Linked DNA regions of Homo sapiens: region 1 is linked to region 2. Evidence: read pairs that join two places in POLR2A ChIA-PET (ENCODE). Cell type or tissue: A673. All regions are shown on one strand.

Evidence for each region. Peaks named below come from ENCODE experiments on the same cell type or tissue, not always from the same donor. Only the 100,000 strongest peaks of a DNase experiment are listed, where the experiment ranks them.
Region 1: POLR2A ChIA-PET joins it to region 2 with 8 read pairs; 2 of 35 experiments call an interaction of 5 or more read pairs at or near these places.

The regions. Positions count from the first base shown.
Region 1 is chr16:19,392,865-19,395,364 of GRCh38, forward strand. It overlaps LOC105371114 (a long non-coding RNA gene), which reads right to left and starts at 868. Exons shown (of 3, transcript NR_188657.1): 1 at 512-868. RefSeq lists an enhancer at 366-1,565. In A673, no CTCF peak of the experiment used is centred here; a DNase peak (open chromatin) is centred at 977; H3K4me3 peaks cover 305 bases; H3K27ac peaks cover 473 bases.
Region 2 is chr16:19,076,038-19,078,537 of GRCh38, forward strand. COQ7 (coenzyme Q7, hydroxylase) reads left to right here. Exons shown (of 6, transcript NM_016138.5): 5 at 1,269-1,337; 6 at 2,044-2,500. The coding sequence ends at 2,121. Among named protein-coding and RNA genes, the nearest start is that of COQ7-DT, 9.6 kb to the left of the region's middle. In A673, no CTCF peak of the experiment used is centred here; no DNase peak of the experiment used is centred here.

The DNA.
Region 1 (2,500 bases), 320 kb after region 2:
TATAATGTGTCAGGCAGGGACGAGTGCTTTGGAAAATAATAAAGCAGAAGCCGGGTGTGGTGGCTCATGCCTGTAATTGCAGGCTCCCACCAAGGTGGGAGGATCACTTGAGGCCAGGAGTTCAAGACCAGCCTAGGCAACATAATGAGACCCTGTCTCTACTAAAAATTTTTAGAAGTTAGCCAGGCATAGTGGTGCACGTCTGTAGTCCCAGCTACTCAGGAGGCTGAGGCAGGAGGATCACTTAAGGCCAGGAGGTCAAGGTTGCAGTGAGCTAGGATTGTGCCACAACACTCTAGCATGGGCAATTTCAGGGGTCCCTGAAGTCCCCTCCTTTTCCAGAATACCTAATGATTATTCCACCCCCTAATTAAAGAAACACCAAATAAAATTAGAAACCCAAACTCTGTTTGCGTGACTCGTTCTCACGAGCATGCACCCACTTCTCTCTTAAGTGCAGACTTTTGCTTTCCAATAAAAGCTTCTTGCATTTCACTTCATTCTGACTCACCTGTGAATTCTTTCTTGTGATGATGTCAAGAATCTGGGGACCGGCTGTGGCTGGGGTCTCGTTGGCATCCAGAAACCCTCCTGAGCCCTCTTGTGACACCAGGATTTGCCGACAGAGCAAATGTGAGGAGAGGCATCAGAATTTCTCTAAGACTTCTGAGCTGAGCAACCATCTAGAAGGTTGGAGCTGCTTTATTTGGTGGGGAATGTTAGGGAAACCAGCCCCACACCACCCAGTGGGTACCCTGAGTCTGGTGGAGACATAGGAGTTAGAAAGAGACAGAATAAGCATTTAAAAGGCGGGTTCAGGGGACCAGAATATCGGAGGCTTGCTCACGGCCCAGAGCTCTTGAGCTCTGCCAAATTTACTGGTTTACAAGCTCTTTGTTCTTAGGGCAGATGGGAGGGGGAGGAAGGGATGAGGAAAAGGATTAATCAGTGAAGGAGAACTCGTGAGTCATTCCATAAGATGTGTAGCAGTGGCGGTTTCTGTGAATTTCCTTGAGCAAAGGCGTGTGTCTAAACTACTTAAGATCTTTAGCTTATCAGGACTGAAATGGGTGGGAGCGGGTTTAAGGAGGAGCCAAGATGTTTGATTATACTCCACTGCTTCAAGGGAGTGTTGTCTCCCTGAGCAACCTGTGGAATGCTGCTGAGTGGTTATGCTCTTGGGGCATAAAGACATGAAAGCAATAAGGAGACTTTTCTCCCCAGAGGCTGCCCATGGCTTCCCATGGGTGTCTCACACAGGGGAGACCAACTCAACTGGCACCCCAGAAACACTTTCCCACATGTTCCCCTTTTTTGCCTCTATTGATTTTTTTTTATTAATAACTGCCATTGCTATTATGGCTCATTCATGGTGTCTGGTTTCTCTCCCAAGGCACCATCTGCATCTGTAGACTAAAAACAAGCAACATAAACAGACACAAACCAAAATAAAATTTGCAATTGTTGATCCACCTATGGTTTCAATCCACTTTAAAGGATTGGTATTAGAAAGGCCATCAGAGGCTCCAGCAAGAATATCAGCTCCAGGCAATAGGGTGAGATGAGCCTGAGATGCCTCAAAAACTTGTTTTTTCAGTTTAGCAATATCTAATGTTAAATTATCTTTTTTTCCTTGTAGGTGACGTCTAATCGTCTCTCACTGGTGTTCAATGGCATTATAAGAGCTAGGAGTAAAACAAAAATCGGAAGTATTCCAGTCACATTGTTTTTGAATTCTATGCTCCAAGCTCATAATCCAATCTCCCATCCAAATTACTGTTTGACAGAGATCATTAATTTGATTTGCCAATTTTTGACCTATTTGGCTTTGGGAATTCCAAAGCTTAGAAGAATTTTTCTGCCAACTATCCACAAAGCCCGCTGTTTGAATAGAAGAGTGCAAAGCAACACCAGCAGCAGCAGCAGTAGCTGTGACAGCTATAAGGCCCATGATCACAGCTATTAAAGTAAATATGAATCTCTTTGATCTATTAAGTATTCCTTTTAGTACTTCCGTGATAATATGTATGGAGGGAGAGGCCTCCCAAGGTCTATTGAGGGAAACAGTTATTCAAACTCCTTGGGCCCTAACCGGTAAAATGCTATTATCTTTATTAAAGGTAGAATTAATGCAGGTAAAAAGATGACAGTTGAGGCATGATATGGTTTGAGAGTCAGTTAGGATATTAATTTTTCCCACTGCCAACATAAAAGGAGGTTTAACAAAACTCTGCAATGGGAATGTCTGATTAGAGGTCATGGCTACGACAAATCAAAGTTTTTTTTACTAAGGGTCTTTGTTTTATATTCTCCTTTCCAAATCCGAATTGGGGTTTGAGCCATCATTAATTTCCACAATTCTAGATGTTCTGGACTTATAATTGGATCAATCATTTTTGGGCTTGAAAGAGCCATACCGTTCTCCTCCCACTTAATAGGTTAATTTGTTTTAATTCTTCTATATAATTTTGGTGCATTATCTGGGTAGTTGTTTGCAAAA
Region 2 (2,500 bases):
GGCCATACAGCACAGACAGAGCTGGGACTAGAACCCTTGTCTCCTTTGTCTTTTTTCTTTTTATTTAGAGATGAGGTCTTGCTCCGTTGCCCAGGCCGGAGTACAGTGGCACAGTCATAGCTCACTGCATCTTCAAACTCTTGGGTTCAAGTGATCCTCCTGCCTCAGCCTCCCGAGTAGCTATGGGACTACATACATAGCCACCACTCACAGCTAATTTTTTTTTTTTTTTTTTTTTTAAGAGATGGGGTCTCACTATGTTTTCCAGGCTGGTCTTGAATTTCTGAGCTCCAGTAGTCCTCTCTCCTCAGCTTCCCAAAGTGCTAGAATTATAGGCATGAACCACCACATCCGGCCAGAACCCTTGTCTCTTGAGCCCTGTCCTGTTCACTTATTTTATTTTTAATTTTTAAAATTTTTTGTAGGCACAGTCTCTCTCTATGTTGTCCAGATTGGTCTTGAGCTCCTGGGCTCAAGTGATTCTTCTGCCTCGGCCTCCCAAAGTGCTGAGATTACAGGTGTGAGCCACACCACCTGGTGCTGTTCACTTTTTTTTTTTTTTTTTTTTTTTTTTTGAGATGGAGTCTCACTCTGTCCCCAAGGCTGGAGTGCAGTGGTCTCCGCCTGCATTGCAGCCTCCGCCTCCCGGGTTCCAGCGATTCTCCTGCCTCGGCGTCCCAGGTAGCTGGGATTACAGACATGCACCACCACGCCCAGCTAATTTTTGTATTTTTAGTAGAGACGGGGTTTCACCATGTTGGCCAGGCTGGTCTGGAACTCCTGACCTCAGGTGATCCTCCTGCCTTGGCCTCCTAAAGTGCTGGGATTGCAGGCGTGAGCCACCGCGCCCGGCCCACTTCTTTATCATTGGTAGATTCTGAGCAGATGCTGTGAGCAGGAACCCTTTAGATTGAATAAATGAATAGATATCCTGAGATAATTTTCCACAGCAAATAAGGGAACTGTTTAGTTTTTTAGAGTCTAAATCTGAGGTTGGCAAACTATGGCCTGTGGCCAGCCACCTGTTTCTTTAAATAAACTTTTATTGGAACACAAGCACGTCCATTTGTTTGCATGTCTCCGGCTGCTTTTCTGGTTACAGTGGCAGAGTTGGGTAGTTGCAACAAAGTATTTACTCTCTGGCCCTTTAGAGGAAAAGCTGGCCTCCCTGTCTTAGGCCATAATAAGAGGCTTTAGCCTCCAAAATGAAATGGAACAGCAGGAGAGTTGGAAGGCTAACTTGCTTTGGTGTCTTTTTATTTAACCAGCTGATAAAGAAATTTCGGGATGAAGAGCTTGAGCACCATGACATAGGCCTCGACCATGATGCAGAATTGGTAGGGCCCTACTGTTACCTGTTCTGCTTTGGGACTCCTTATTTGGGAGGCTGAAGGGGCAGGAGGTTTCTGTTGCCAGAAAAATACATTTTAAAGTGACAGCGAAAGGGAGAGAAAACCAATGACGTTGCTTTGACAAAAAGCAAGCAAACGCATTATTGCTCCAGATTGGGAATCTCCTTTCTTGCTTTATGCCTTCTCCTTTTCCCCAGAAGCTTTTTTTTTTTTTTCCCAGACACAGTCTCACTCTGTCTCCCATGCTGGAGTGCAGTGGTGCAGTCTTAGCTCACTGCAGCCTCCTCCTTCCAGGTTCAAGCAATTCTGCCTCAGCCTCCCAAGTAGCTGGGATGACAGGTGCATGCCACCATGCCTGGCTAATTTTTGTATTTTTTATTTTTAGTGGAGACCGAGTTTTCACTGTGTTGGCCAGGCTGGTCTCGAACTCCTGACCTCAGGTGAGCTGCCTGCCTTGGTCTCCCAGGAGCTTCATTTCCTTTCCTGTGAGAATCTGGATGACTCCAATGCTTTGGCAGTAGTAGCAGAGGCATTCCGACCTTTTGAATAGCTTTCTTTGAAACTAAAATAAATTGTTCCTTAGATCTATTTCTTATCCAGAGAAATCCAAAGCCTGCCCTGCCAGCCCTGAATCTTACAACCGAAAATGAGCACATAACATGTTTCTTTGTTTGCTTATTGTTTTTAACAGGCTCCAGCCTATGCCGTCCTGAAGAGCATTATCCAGGCCGGATGCAGAGTGGCGATATATTTATCAGAAAGATTATAAAGTGTGTCCAGTTTTGCCTGTCTATAAAAGATGATAGTAATTTACCAAGTGACATTTGCAGAGAAACAGGTGTACAGTTATCGTTGTACTTTTGTACAATGTGAATTTTGTTAATAAATTATAAGGTTTGTTTTTTTTTTTTTAAACTCTGCAGTGTTGATTTTTCTCTGGGTTGTTTTTTCTGCCATGAGACCAACAGGTCACCAGCCTTGTTCAAGTTACAGCAAACGAAGCTGGGCCTTGTTTGGTCTCATACTTAATTTTCTTTTATATACATGTTTTTCTTTTACATGCATATATATATATTTTATTTTATTTTATGTTTTTTGGAGACAGGGCCTCGCTCTTTTGTCCAGGCCGGGTCACAACTCACTGCAGC